2 separate regions of the Homo sapiens genome follow, and region 2 is linked to region 1. A link is a contact called in ENCODE Hi-C data. All regions are on one chromosome and are shown on one strand. Each heading gives the region's core, a stretch centred on a gene start or an enhancer-like site at or near the end of the contact. The rest is flanking DNA. Distances are from core to core; before and after follow the strand shown. Region 1 overlaps LINC03056 (long intergenic non-protein coding RNA 3056). Region 2 holds the start of C12orf56 (chromosome 12 open reading frame 56).

The links. Hi-C counts contacts between places; a loop is a spot of excess contacts on that map. Pooled maps may share reads with other maps.
Region 2: a map with no recorded cell type shows a loop between it and region 1 (7-fold over the local background). The contact joins the promoter of C12orf56 here to the enhancer-like site in region 1. A Hi-C loop is called at or near these places in 5 of 37 single-sample maps with no recorded cell type and 1 of 50 pooled maps.

What each region holds. Positions count from the first base shown.
Region 1 is chr12:63,291,751-63,299,515 of GRCh38, reverse strand. LINC03056 (long intergenic non-protein coding RNA 3056) reads left to right here. Exons shown (of 2, transcript XR_007063345.1): 2 at 6,580-7,765. Among named protein-coding and RNA genes, the nearest start is that of LINC03056, 78 kb to the left of the region's middle. Within about 2 kb of position 5,100, at least 3 of the 41 ENCODE cell types and tissues checked have a DNase peak (open chromatin) inside an H3K27ac peak, as active enhancers do.
Region 2 is chr12:64,387,649-64,395,413 of GRCh38, reverse strand. It overlaps C12orf56 (chromosome 12 open reading frame 56), which reads left to right and starts at 4,656. Exons shown (of 13, transcript NM_001170633.2): 1 at 4,656-5,100. The coding sequence starts at 4,849.

The DNA.
Region 1 (7,765 bases), core at 3,851-6,350:
TCCTTTGGAGAAAAACATAATGTACATAAATTCAAATCCACAAAATAAGTCAATTAGAATGTGGTTTCAAATTCTCTGTTTTACGAGCTTGGCCTCCATAGCACTATCCCTAGAGATTTATTATTAAATTATAGGAACTCAATTTTTTTTGGTAGGCACATATTCATTTCACCAAGTGCAACTCCTATAGTAAGTTTTAGTAATATATATTTGTCCATAGCTGTAGGGGAGGCATTTCTCTGAACTGTTTGCCAGTTGTATAAGCAGATTCCTTGTTTCTTGTTCATAAAAACATAGTTATCCAGAGGATGTTTTCTTTTCTTTTTTTTTTTTTTTTACAATGATACATTTATTTTTATTCATATATGTTACCAGCCTAATCCTCTTTTAGTCAAATTCAAAAGCAATAAAATTAAAATAGTTTATGGTAGAGGGTTAAACCTGCTTCACTGCTAATTGTAGAGCATTACGGCAAATATTTTATTACTTTATTTATGATTTGTGCAAATTTATGGGATACATGAGATTTTTTTACATGTGTCTAATGCATAGTGATCAAGTCAGGGTATTTGGGGTGTCTGTCACCTGAGTACAATACATTTTTTAAAGTATAGTCATCCTACTCTGCAATCAAACATTAATTGATGCCTTCTATCCTAGTGTATGTTTGTACCCTTTAACTCACTTCTCTTCATCCTCCCTCCTCCCTGCCATTTACCTTTCCCAGTCAGAGAATGTTTTCTAAACACTCAAACTACTTGGTCATCTGTTGACATTCTTGTGAAAGCATAGTTTTATACGGTCAGTTGTTGATTCATTGTTCTTGTACAGAAAGTGAAAAGGGCATGGAAACTAGAATTAAACCACTTGGGGTTTATTTTTCCTTTTCCACCTAGTTTGGCAGCATGTTTTGGGGCAAGTCACTATTTCCTCACTTTCGAAAAGAAAGAAAAAGGGAGAGATTACAGTGTTAAATATTTCACAGATTTTCCATACAGCTTAGATGAATAGTTATCATGAAAGCATTCTCTCAATTGTTAAACAGTTGTGGTATTTTCATGAAATACATGATTATGACTTACTATTTCTCAGCTCCTAGGAGATGTCTGGTAGTATTAGTTTACATGGAATTGGTTTTCTTGTTTTATGGGGAAACTGTTACCAGCTTTCTTACTTACTGGGGGAGACAGAAGGTCATGTTGAAGCAATCTGTTTACCAAAGATTATTCCTCTTGCAAAAAGCCCGTTCCCTTTCTTCTTTCAGCAGAAAGAAACTCAGTATCCTGAGAGAAATGTATAGCTAGATGTTTTATTTTGTTTTGTTTTGTTTTGTGAGACTAAACAAAAGCTGTCTTTCCCATATGCTGAGCTCTGAGTAGGGAGTAGGTAGAATGAATCTATTTGTATTAGGAGGCTTAAGAGGCTAGGGACTTTCTAAGATTCAAAGTTTAGAGAGACCTGTTAGAATAAACCATTTGGTCCTGACCAAAAGCCAGTGTTACAGAAGAGTGACAGGCTCCTAATGTCCATGAGAGTGGGGCTGTAGTTCTAGTGATTATATTTGGTCTCAGTCATTATATTCCAGTGATTATACTTGATAAACAACAGTTGAACGTGGGAATGTAAATTAGAAATTACTTTATCGCTTAGCGAGAAAAAGTGTTTATAGTATGCTACTGTTTACCTAGGTAAGGACCATAAAAGGATAACTTTAAAATTACGAGAAAAAAAAGTTACTATGTAGAAGGGGAAGACTAGTATGGCAAAGACAAAGATAGAAACTAAAATTTCAAAAATATACTTTGCTTGCAGTTTTGACTTTAGGGCCACGTAAATCTTTTGCACAAATATAGAACAAAATTTAATTTAGAAAAACAGCCCCTAAGAGTTGAAGGCAAATGAAAATGGAAGTTAATTGCTTATTAAGTTGGTGGCACAACTTTTCAGACAAGCTTAAGGCACAGTGATTCCAATGTACATTGCCTATAGACTATAACCTAAAGACAAAAAGGAATTAAAAAGAAAATTCATAAACTTTATTGGTATCCATATGTGCTAGTGATGTTGCTATTCTGAGACCATTTTGTGTGTTTTGTGGAATAAAGCAAATAAGTAATGATGTTGGTGTTATTGGGAACCAGGAATTTTAGCATAGGAGAAAGGTGATACAGATGTAAGTTCAATTAGGTTTCAGTTGTTTACCGATGATCCCAGGGTAACCAAATATTTGAGGAAGAGATTTTTTTAATAGACATATCCAATCAAGGACTGAAGAGGAAATGAAAGAATATCACATTTTGCAAACCATAATTGATGTATTAATGAATCTAGGCAATAGTCATCCATTACTGTCAACATTTGAAAAGAAGACATTTAGATAAGTGTTCCTGATGGAAGTACACAATACCACCCATGAAGTCATTATACCCCAATAATCCAACCTGAATCTAATAAGCTTCTAATAATTTCCCATCAATATAGGAGGATCAAAGAATATGTTAAGTGGCACAAATGGGATGCAATCAGCAAAATTCAGACAATAGAAAACATAATAGGACAAACTATCATTTACTTAAAAAATCTATCTATCTTTCTATCTATCTATCATCTATCTATCTAATCTATCTATGGAAAAAGAAAAAAGGTAGAGGGGGAACGTACAGAATAAAATAGACTTAAGAGACCTGTTGCAATTATGAACTTTATTTGGATTCTGATTTCTACAAACAAATTATAAAAAATAAATTATTAAAACATTTGTGAGACAACTGGGGGAATTTGAATGCTGGTTGGATAGTTGATGATAAAATGCACATATTTATATTTTAAGTGTGATAATGGCATCACATTTAAAATGGGTTTAGGTTTTCTTTTTAATAATCCTTATCTTTAGTGCTGCAAATAATACTACAAATAAAGTGATATGATTCTGGCATTTCCTTTAAAATGTTGGGTGTGAGGAGGATAGGTAGGGAAGAATATAGATGAACAAGATTATCCATACACTGAAAATTACTGAACTGGATGATGGGTATACTATATTCTGGTATATGTTTGAATTAGTCCATGATAAGTAGAACAAGAAATAATCATCCCCATACAGCATGGGCACACCCGAAAGCATGGGCATCCCCACAGCATGGGCACACCCAAAGCCTGGGCTAGGACCTGATCATCATGAGTGTGCTTTAGCAGTAGTGAACAATCACAGTCTGCTCATCTATGCAGGGCTGCTCTTCAACAGTGCTGAACCACGTTGAACAATCATGTGGCACAGATGCACTAGCCAGGGTCCAGCTCCTACCCAGTTGGAGTTTTGGAAGCTGGACTGATAGACTTGGGATTGAGTTAGGTTCCTGGTGTTCTTGAATAAATTGAGGAGTAGGAAAAACCTCCAGAATGATATCCTGAAATTTCATCTAACAAGAAACAGTGGTGGCTCCAAAGTAAATTGGCATAAAAAAGAGATGAGTCTCTATTTTGTAAATGTAGACTTAGTAAAACAGTTATACTGGTTAAATGAGATTCACATCATGAATAGATTTTAATTCTGTAAATCCTATGTTGATTTTTCTCCTATTACAAAACATGTTTTCTAAAACTTCTGAAAATCTACATTTCAATACTGATTAATTCAAGAGATAAAATAATTTTTATATATGCAATATATGTAGTTACTATTTAAACAAGAATTGAGTTGGCTTCATGTGCTAACCAAAGAGCTTTTCATTGCTTTTAGGATCATATCTAAGCTTCTTAACACAATCTAATAAGCCATTCATCCCTTCTATCCCACCACACCATATTCCAGCTTCATTTTTCGTTCTTTCAGTTTGTTAACCTTCTTTAATGCCTGAGATATCTTGCACTTAGGATTCTCTCTTCCCCAAAGCCCTTTCCCTATACTCCCACCCCATCGTTGTCCTGATCAAGTTCTACTTGTAACTAGGGACCAGATTAAATGTCTCCCAATGATGTCTTCACTGATAATTCAGAGTAGAATGGTACCCCTGATAAATTTCAGTAGCATCCTGCCCTTCACCTTTTGTAAAACTTCCATCTATGATTATGTAAGTATTTGTCCCTGTTTTGGTTACTGTTCATCTCTGTGACTAGAATGAATGAATGTTACATGAGACTGGAACAACTCCTGTCTTGTTTTCTGCTCCGTCCCAGCACTTAGAGTAGGCTACCTTGTTACCTAATAAATATTTGCTGAATTAATGAATGAAATCCTCATAGTGTTTTCCTTACTGAAAATCCTAAAGCTGTTTTCTCATATTTGGCGACCTACACTTGAGATATTTATCAAGATTTGTTCTATTTAAATTCTTAGCTCATCATTGACAAAAGCCAGATTTCTTTAATCTACTGTTTTGCTCCATCTAGTGACAATGTTTTAATCAAAATGTCTATTGTGTGAGTACTATTTTCAGTTTTAAGTGAAATGAGAAAGGAAACAGAACATTTTTGCCATTTTGTAGACAGGAATGACAAACAATGAGATTGTCAGATATTTAAATACAGATGTGTTGGCTCCAAATTTAAACTTACTGCTTGCAGCCTCCTAGCCCATCAATTATACTAGCATTTTCCTATTGTAGGCCAAGATTATCAGCTACTTGTAGATTTGTAGAACAACTTGGTTATTCTTTCTCTAAAAAACCCTCTTTAAAATTACATGAACACAACATGTTTTTGAATGTTGAATGATCAAGAGACCTAAAGAAACAAGAAGAATAATCTCCAAAGTGTTCACCACCCAGAGATACACTTGGTTTGTATATATTTTTGTTGTTTGTAATTTTAATGAAATTTCCATTACTCAGTGCCTGGACAAGGTCTGTAGTTTGATCTATATAATTTATACTCTTTTAATCTCCACAAAATGGATCCTATTTTATATACTGTCTGTAAGGTAATATTTTCTTTATGCTAAATATATCACAACTATGTGGTCTGGTAGGCAAGGAAAATCCACCTTTTATTTCTAGGAATGAAAGGTTTTGTGGTGTGTTCCTTAGAATATGCTTCCTGTGGACACTCAGTGAGTGCCTGTTGGCTGAGTCATGCCTGACTGCTGCTTTGTTTTCTTAAATAACATGAAACCTTGAAAACAAACTTACCAGTAACTATGATGGTTAATAAGTGACATACGGGACTGCTGTTTGTGGAAACATGAAAATTTAATTGTTCCTACCCTTGAGCTGACTGATTCCTCAGTGAATTCAGTGGAACTCATCTTAACATTATTATCTAAAATTCATTAGTCCTCAGTGTCTAATGTGTTCAAAAGTATAAGGTTTTATACTCTAAATTTTCTCTTGGAATGTGTCAGTACTAAAACTTCCCTATAAGTTTATTTATAATCCTTTAGTCTTAAATCTGTACTCTCATAGCGTGCCAGGCCGTATAACATCTTGTTATAATTATTTCACTGGACTTGCGAGGGACATTCCATCCAAACCTGCCACTTGGTTTGGAGTTAAGCATAAACAAACCAAATCTATTTTTACGTTCAACAATACTAAGAGGTCCCACTGCTTATCACATTATGATATGGAGGTCTAAATTCCCCAAGCCAAAACAAAATAAAACAACAATAGCAACAACAATTTGTCCCCTCTCTCAGTGGCCTTAAGTATCCCAAGTTGCTGTGGCTCTTCCATTTCATTATTTATGTATGTTGTTATTTGTTGGCTCAACATTCCAGCATCCTTCCCATAAGCTTATCTTCTCCCACTTCCCAAAACCACACGACTCAGAAGTAAACACATACTCTTATAAGAACACCCAGCACTTTGAGAGGCGGAGGTGGGTGGATCGCCTGAAGTCAGGAATTCGAGACCAGCCTGACCAACATGGTGAAACCCCGTCTCTCCAAAATACAAAAAAAATTAGCCGGGCCTGGTGGCACATGCCTGTAATCCCAGCTACCTGGGAGGGTGAGGCAGGAGAATTGCTTGAACCTGGGAGGCGGAGGTTGCAGTGAGCCAAGATTGCACCATTGCACTCCAGCCTGGGCAACAGAGCAAAACTCCATCTCAAAAAAAAAAAGAAAAGAAAGAAAGAACATGATGGCTTACATTGTATAATCAGTATGTAATTACAGGAATGTAGAAGACGCACATAGAAAATCACAAGGATAAATCTCAAAAGCGAGTTCATTAATTCTTAAATCTTGTTTATTCCTAACCTTTGAACTCTGGCCACAACTTTTTGAAAATATACCTTTCTGGTTTTAACCCACATCTTCTTAATGTTTTCTGCATTTTTTATTAGACCCAAATCTCTAAAGTAAATGGTCAGTGGAAACTACAGATATTTTCCAGGCACTGAGTAATGGAAATTTCATTACAATTACATATTGGCACATCATGCATTTTAATTGCTTCCACAGTTCACAGAGACAATGCATATGTAAACACCCACTCAAATCCTAGAAGCTTCAGAATATTTCTTTTTGTGATCTGATGGTACTTGTGGTTGCCATAGAAAGGAGAAAGCAGGAATGTACTATCAGAATTTAAAGTTCCTTTTCATGATATTCTGCTTACATTCTTCTGCCTACCTTGCCAGATTGCTGTCAACAAATGCTAATCACCAATCATGGAAGAATTGCTTGACTAATACGAAAGGAAGCATGGTTTGCCCAGTGTGGGCTCCCTACACTCAAAGCATTGGCTACACTGCAGACAGAAACTGTACAGAAGTGGATGGCATGCTAACAGAGATGAGAAATGACAACTGACATCTAACAACAACGTATGGAAACTAGTTTTATGGAAACTATTTCCCATAAATAAGAATTGTAAGGTGCACATGTTTCCATAGCAACCTCTTCTGTTGTGTTCAATCCTGTGAAACAGAAATATAAAAACAAACACAACCATGTATGTGTGGAGAGCCATTCTGATGACCTGCAGAATAGGGAATGTAGAGTGCAATTTCTAGACCTTTCTCTTCCAGGTTTATTGTTTCTCCTATCCTAGGAAGCCTCTCATTTAATAATATGGTTTTGGCCATTTGTGGCATTCACATTGGCACCACAAATACTAATAGTTTTAGTAACCAACTGGTAGAGTGTTACCATTTGCTAGGCACTGGGCTAAACCCTTCATCATCTTTGTAAACTCTCACCATAAACCTATGGGACAAATAATTTTATTAACCTCATTTTACAGACAAGGACACTGAGGTAGAGAGTTGTTAAATGACTTTTCCAAGATCACTTCGCTAAGAAAAAAACAGAGGCAGGGCAAAATCTTGATGTCAGTTCCTTCTGACTCAAACATTCATGCTTTATGTTGGTAAGTTCAGTAGTCAAGAAGTTCATTGCTTCCTCTTAGGTATTTTTACTAAAATTTAGGAGTGTGGCCATCAGAAGTGTTGCCTCTGCTGAGGTGATATTGTCCAAGCAGCAGGTCTGTACCTACTGAGGTTTGGATAAAATGAGGTGCCCTCTTTAAAAATTAAGCCCTAGGTATTCTTATTTTACTTTTGCTTTAAAATATTCATAGGAAAGCAATGGTAAAGGAGGGGACTTGGGGGAGAGCAGCACTGGTCTTTTATATCCATCTACTGCCTCCCACCTTTACCCCCCAGCTTGTGCCATCAGGCAAGAGAGTGCTGAAGTTCTAGAGCCACAGAAAGAGGTAAGAGAAAGTACGATAGAGGATAGAGTGGCTCAAGAGGAAAAGGAAAACACAGTGTGACTGTGGGACAAAAGCAAATCTCTGTTACCCTTGGTCTTGAGCACTCCTTA
Region 2 (7,765 bases), core at 3,407-5,906, 1.1 Mb before region 1:
AAACTCTGTCTCAAACAAAACAAAACAAAACAAAAACAACAACAACAAAAAACAAGCAACAACAACAACAACAAAAAAAACAACTAAGTTGAAGCACTAAGAGATTCCTAAATGAGACACCTTTAAAAAGTCAGGTTTAGGGCTGGGTGTGGCGGCTCATGCCTGTAATCCCAGCACTTTGGGAGGCTAAGGCAGGCGGATCACCTGAGGTCAGGAGTTCGAGACCAGCCTCAACATGGAGAAACCCCGTCTCTACTAAAAATACAAAATTAGCCGGGCATGGTGGTGCATGCCTGTAATCCCAGCTACTTGGGAGGCTGAGGCAGGAGAATTGCTTGAACCCGGGAGGTGGAGGTTGCAGTGAGCCGAGATTGCGCCACTGCACTCCAGCCTGGGTGATAGAGTGAAACTCCTTCTCAAGAAAAAAAAAAAAAGGTCAGGTTCTATTTATAGGCCACATATTCTAAATATCTTACTGTGTGTACTGTCTGTCTTTAGTTTCAAGTGGGGGGAATGGGAATACTTGGGATCCCTAGAAGCATTGAAGAGTACTTCTAGTTTGGAATCCTTACATGGTTCTCATGGCCTAACCTGCTGGTCTCTTCTCCACTAAAAATGTGACCCAAAAAAGGTAAAATTTGCCTTGGGTCAATCTCAGAAAGTTAGACTTGTATCCAATCAGAAGAATTTAATATTACCTTGTAGATAGGGAGCAGAACGACCACATATGTAACAGGAAATCACATACTTGTTGAACTTATTCTTTCTTTCTTTCTTTATTTTTTAAGACAGAGTCTCACTCTGTTGCCCAGGCTGGAGTGCAGTGGTGCCATCTTGGCTCACTGCAACCTCTGCCTCCCGGGTTCAAGTGATTCTTGTGCCTCAGCCTCCCAGGTAGCTGGGACTACAGGTGCCCGCCACCACGCTGGCTAATTTTTGTATTTTTTGGTAGAGATGGGGTTTCACCATGCTGTCCAGGCTGGTCTCGGACTCCTGACCTCATGTGATCCACCCACCTGGGCCTCCCAGAGTGCCGGGATTACAGGTGTGAGCCACCATGCCCAGTCAACTTGTTCTTTAGACGCTTATATAGTATTTACTCCAGTCCAGGTTCCTGTTCTAGGTACTATTGAAACTTTTTAAATCCTCGTAATAACCCTTTGGGGGTTGGTACTATTATCTCCATTTCATAGATGGGGAAACTGAGGCATAGGTCATTCAGCTACTGAATAGGAGAGCTGGAATTTGAACCCAGGTCATCTGGCTCTACAGTTCTATGCTCATAACTACTGTGCTTCGAATTATTTAAATTGACCATCCCTGTACCTAAGACCACTGTTCTGATGAAATTCAAGGAGACTGCATTTGAGGATTAGTCCAGGTAAGTAATGTCCCATTCCTTTTGATAATTTTGTCAAGAAACATCTATTAAGTGCTTGATTGCAGGAGTTCCTTTGCCAAATGTTTCTTGAGTTTGGATGAACTTACAAGATAAGGAGGGGGTACCTATCTTTGGTGCATTTGGGTTAACCATGTAAAACAGGGGTATCCAGGCTTTTGACTTCCCTGGGCCACATTGGAAGAAGAAGAATTGTCTTGGGCCACATATAAAATATACTAACACTAATGATAGCTGATGAGCTAAAAAAAAAAAAAAAAATCGCAAAAAAATCTCATAATGTTTTAAGACATTTATGAATTTGTGTTGGGCCACATTTAAAGCCTTCCTGGGCTGCAGGTGGCCTATGGGCCATGGATTGATGTAAAGCTTACCAAAAGATAAGGGAATGTGAATGCTTCATATGTCTGTAGTGCTCATAGAGTCTATAATTCATCACATTTGATCCTCACATTTTATAGATGATGAAACTGAGGCTCGGAAAGGTTGTGACTTTCCAAAAGTCTGATAGATAACAGAGTTAGTGCCCTTATCTAGTTCTCCTGACTCCAAATCTAGTGATCTTTCCTATATATTTAAATCCATTTCCTGCAATAGAAATTTTGCTGTTACCTTGGCAACACTGCTGTACAGTGCCTGGAAACCATTGTATTGCCTTCTCTGTGTGCCACGAAGTTAAAAGTTTAACTGAAGTCACCTTGATCACCAATCTCCCAGTCAAATTCCCTTCTTTCTGTGCTTCATTTTATTTATTTATTTATTTTTTAATTTTAGATACAGAGTCTTGCTCTGTTGCCCAGGCCAGAGTGGAGTAGGGCAATCTCAGCTCACTGCAACCTCCACCTCCCGGGTTCAAGCAATTCTCCTGCCTCAGCCTCCCGAGTAGCCAGGATTACAGGCATGTGTTACCACACCCAACTAATTTTTTGTAATTTTAGTAGAGATGGGGTTTCACCATGTTGGCCAGGTTGGTCTCAAACTCCTGACCTCAACTGATCTACCCGCCTCGGCCTCCCAAAGTGCTGGGATTACAGGCATGAGCCACCACACCCAGCCTGTGCTTCATTTTAATGTTTGCTAAGCTTAGTGCACTTGTCACCAAAAGCTTATTCAAGATGGGCTTCTTGGCAGATATATCAAGTATGCTGTCTTTTTTGGTCCTGGTCCAGTCATTCTGTTTCTCTTAGTCCTGGGAAGTAGGTATGAAGTAGGAAGCCTGAGAGACACAAAATAGTAGACTAAGATAAGGCCTTTCCCTTATGTGGGCCTCACTTTCCACCTCTGATATTGTAGTCATTCATCTTTCAACTGCTTTTGTGAGGTGTGGCTATTCAGCAGAGGTGAAGCGCCTTTGCCTTTCTGTTAGTTTGAAGCAACAAACTCTATTTAGAGTGGTTTAGATAATGAGTAGTCTTTATTTTGGAGGAAATAGCCATGCGGCATCTTTTATCAATAAAGGTTGCTACGGATGGTGTAGTTCATTCATTTTTCATCCATTTATGAAGTTAGGAAGGCTCAGATGTGTGATGAGATCCTAAGAAAACTTTAACTACTAGGTCATTTAAGATTTTGCCAGCAGGTGGCACTTCTCTTTACTCACTTGAGTTCCTTAACATGATCTTAGACTTAAGTCTAGCCAGACCCTTACATGGCGGTGGTTCATGCCTGTATTCCCAGCACTTTGGGAGGTCAAGGCAGGCAGATCAGTTGAAGTCAGGAGACAAGCCATGGCCAAGATGGTGAAATCCTGTCTCTACTAAAAATACACACAGAAAAAAAATTAGCCAGGCATGGTGGTGTACACCTGTAGTCCAAGCTACTTGGGAGGCTGTGGCAGGAGAATGGCTTGAACCCAGGAGGCAGAGGCTGCAGTGAGCCGATATCATGCCACTGCACTCCAGCCTGGGTGACAGAGGGAGACTCTGTCTCAAAAAAAAAAAAAAAAAAAAAGTTTAGCCAGACCAAAACATTTCTCTTTCCCTTTGTACTAGTGTAGTCTACAATATCTGTTTATGGATTGTAATATATTTATACCTTCTTTCCACAAGGGATTTGAAGTTGCTTATAACATACAGTATACAATAATAAAATATGTAGAAAGGGAGAATATAAAGAATATATCAAATTTGATTCAGGGTTGCTGGCAGCCACAGCAATGAACGATATGGTTTCATTATCAGGTTTTTGGGTCAATGGGGAGGGGAAGAGAATAACTTTTCTAGGATTCGAAATAAAAAATGGAACTTCTGACTTAGAGCATTTCTGTTGTGCCCTTCTCATTTCTCTAACCTAATTAGTAAGTTATTCTTGGCCTGTAAAAACTAAGGAATACTTACTCCTCTGCAGCCTCAGGGTATGTAATCCGCATTCTTCAGTCTATCAGCTTCAACTTTTCAAGATGCCAGCATCACCCATTCATTCTTCCTGCATAGATTGTCCTGGGCATTGGAAACAAAACCATATGCCTTAGGTTGGTTTGGGTGTGCTCACATCAATTCATGTGAAGAATCCCTTTCTCAAAGGCTGGGCGAGGTGACTTAACGCCTGTAATCCCAGCACTTTGGGAGGCCGAGGCGGGCGGATTACCTGAGGTCGGGAGTTGGAGATCAGCTTGACCAACATGGAGAAACCCCGTTTTTACTAAAATATACAAAATTAGCTGGGCGTGGTGGCGCATGCCTGTAATTCCAGCTACTCAGGAGGCTGAGGTAGGAGAATCGCTTGAACCCGGGAGGGGGAGGTTGCGGTGAGCCGAGATGGCGCCATTGCACTCCAGCCTGGGCAACAAGAGCAAAGCTGCGTCTCAAAAAAAAAAAGAGAAAAGAAAAAAAAAATCCCTTTCTCACTGGTTGGAGAAAGAAGACCTATGTTTACACTCCGACAATATCAGAAAGCTGTGCCAGGCCATGTTATAACCAAAAGCTAAATCTGTGTGATTGGGTTTAATAGGTTTCTAGGGTTGTTAAAAATAAATCGGTAAATTAAACTCTTTCAAGTTTCTAACAGGAAACCAGATTGAAGCTGGCTTCCATTACCAATAAAGTTTGTATTGGATGGTGTGATCCGCAACAGAGTACGCAGTGGTGGGGACTGGCATTAGGGGTGGGCGGGAGAGACCCTAAAAATCCACCGCCCTTCGGCCGCAGGGGACTTCACGGTGATGAGCCCGAGGTGCCCATCAACTCGGGCCTGAAGGACCAGCGTCTTGCCCCGCCCATCGCCGTCTGAGGTTAGGACAAAGATCGAGAGGCTGGACAGGGCTGGGGAGGGCGCTCCAGGGAAGCCGACCTAGCGTCGATTCCTGCAGTTGCGGCCCGGGTCCCCGCGCCTGGAGAGGAGGCGACGCGTGGCCGGCGGCTTTGTGGCGCGCGGGTTCCAGCGCGGGGGCGGGGAGAGGGCGAGCTGAGGGCCTCGAGTCCCAGCACTCCGCCACGCTGCGGGCGCCGGGCATGGCCAGCCCCTTGCCGTCCGGCTTCCCCGCGCGCAGGAACAGCCGCCTGGATGTGTTCCTGCGGCGGCATCTGCCGCCCGAGGTCTACGACGCGGTCCGCGCCTACGAGCCATGCATCGTGGTGTCCAACTCTGAGAACCACATCCTCAAGTATGTGGTGCTAAGCGACCGGCTCGTCTACCTAACCGAGAACCCGCCCAAGTCCATCCGGCGGGTAGTGGCTCTGCGGGACGTCGTGGCCATTGACCTGGTGAGCGGCGCGGGTGGGCAGGCGGGCTCGGGAGCGCAGTGAGAACTCCCGGCTGGGGCCCCCAAACCCAGCCCTCCTGCGCGGGGAGGGCTGCCCCATCCTGCCCTCGACTCCCCTCCTCTTATTTGAGAACGAGGAACACAGGGAAGCTGTGGATTGCTGTGAGCACTCCTAATACAAACACGTCTCCCATTCTCCTCGTGTCTGCCTGTTCACCCATTCTCCCGCCTCCCCTACCCCACGTAGGGCTACAGGTTTGAGAACCGAGCTCCCTATCAAAAATACCTTTTAAAGTCATTCCTTTGTTAACAAAGCACCTAGTCAGTGCCAGGCACTGTGCTAGACTCGGAGGATGCAAAAACGAAAGAGGGCCCCTACCTAGAAGCAGTCGCTGGAGGGCTAGAAAGCCAACACCCGTGCAAATAAATGCTGTGTGTTAAGTGCTGTTATATCTCATTTACTTTTTTGCCCCCGATGCTTAGAGCATGTTAGATGCTCAATAAGAATAAATGCATAAGGCCGGGTGCCGTGGATCACGCCTATAATCCTTACACTTTGGGAGGCCAAGGTGGATAGATCACCGGGGGTCAGGGGTTCGAGACCAGGCTGGCCAACATGGTGAAACGCCGTCTCCACCAAAAGTACAAAAATTACCCAGGCGTGGTCGTGTGCACCTGTAATCCCAACTACTTGGGAGGCTGAGGCACAAGAATCGCTTGAACCTGGGAGGCGGAGGTTGCCGTGAGCCGAGATCGCCCCACCTGCACTCCAGCCTGAGCTACAGAATGAGTGAGACACCGTTCCCCTCCACCCCCTCCCCAGCAAAAGAATAAATGCATGAATAAGCAGATGCGTTAATGAGATGCGCACAGGACGCTTGGCAATCTCAGGCGGCTCACTTGATCCAAACTGGGCGCAGGGCCTGCTGGGAAACGTCTTGGAAGGAGGGGCGTCGACGCTAGGAGCTGGGCTTGAAAGACGTCGGGCCTGCCACAGCCTGTCGCCGGTTTTCGGGTGCTGTTCCTGTACCCCTTTCGTCCAGGAATAGATTTACCTTGTAAACCAGCAACAGACTGGAAGCACGGTCTCCTCTCCAATTACTGTTTTCCCCGCCTGGCTCCCTTTGTCTGAGCTGCTCTCCAGGTGTGTTCTTGGTTTTTCCGTTGGGGACAGGTGTCTAGCCTCGTTTTTTCATTCCCTTGACTGAGCCCCAAGGGAGAGGTTGGCGAGACGCTTGATGGAGCTGTTTTGCTGAGGAGTCATGGCTTGTTTTGAACGAGTCTGTAAGAAAAGAATAAAATTAAATGAAAAAAAAAGATTTTTTTTCTACTCGGAATACCTTTGTGAACTAATGTAACTGTGCCAATTTATTTTCTTTGTTGAGGAAAAGTTCGGGATACAACATTGCTTTTCCTCACTACCATTGTTTCCATTCTCTTGAACTAAAACAATTTTTTTGGAGACAGTCTCACTCTGTCATCCAGGCTGGAGTGCAGTGGCACCATCACGGCTCACTGCCGCCTCAGCCTCCAGGGCTCAAGCGATCCTCCCACATCAGCCTCCCAAGTAGCTGGGACTACAGGCTCATGCCATCACAGCTGGCTAATTAAAAATTTTTTTTTGTAGAGACAGGATCTTGCAGTGTTGCCCAAGCTAGTCTCAAACTCCTGGGCTCAAGTGATCCACTACAGACAAGAGCCACAGCACCTGGCCTTGAACTAAATTTTTTTTTAATTTAAATTTCCTTTACTAAGTGTTTTTTAAAACTTTAGACTGGGTAAGGTGGCTCATGCCTGTAATCCCAGCATTTTGGGAGGCCAACGCAGGGGAATCACATGAGCCTAGGAGTTGGAGACTTAGGTAACCTAGCAAGACACCGTCTCTACAAAAATAAAAATAAATAGCTGTGTATGGTGGTGCATGCCGGTGGTACAAGCTACTTCATAGGCTGAAGTGGGAGGATACTTTGAGTTAAGGAGTTCGAGGCTGCAGTAAGCCATGATCTCACCACTGCACTTCAGCCTGGGTGACACAGCTAGACTGTCTCTAAACAAACAAACAAAACACTTTAAAAGGGGCCAGGCATGGTGGCTCACGCCTGTAATCCCAGCACTTTGGGAGGCTGAGGCAGGTGGATCACCTGAGGTCAGGAGTTCGAGACCAGCCTGGGCCAATGCGCCACTGGGTGTGGTGGCGCATGCCTGTTATCTCAGCTGCTCAGGAGGCTGAGGCAGGAGGATCACTTGAGCCAGGGAGACAGAGGTTGCAGTGAGCTGAGATGGCGCCGTTGCACTCCAGACTGGGCAACAGGAGCAAAACTCTGTCTCAAAAACAAAAAACTTTGAACGCTCAGCTTTTTCTATTGTCTCCAGTGTAAACATTTATTGTTTTGACACAAAAGTAATGATTTTAGGATATTGTTACTCTCCTCCAAAAGAGACATTTATTTATGTCAATAGTGTTATATATCTCTTGTTTTTTTGTTTTGTTTTGTTTTGTTTGGAGACAGGGCCTTGCTCTGTTGCCCAGGCTGGAGTGCAGTGGCCCGATCTCAGTTCACTGCAACCTCTGCCTCCCTGGCTCAAGTGATTCTCCCACCTCACCCTTCTGAGTAGCTGGGACTACAGGCACGTGCCACCATGCCTGGCTAGTTTTCGTATTTTTT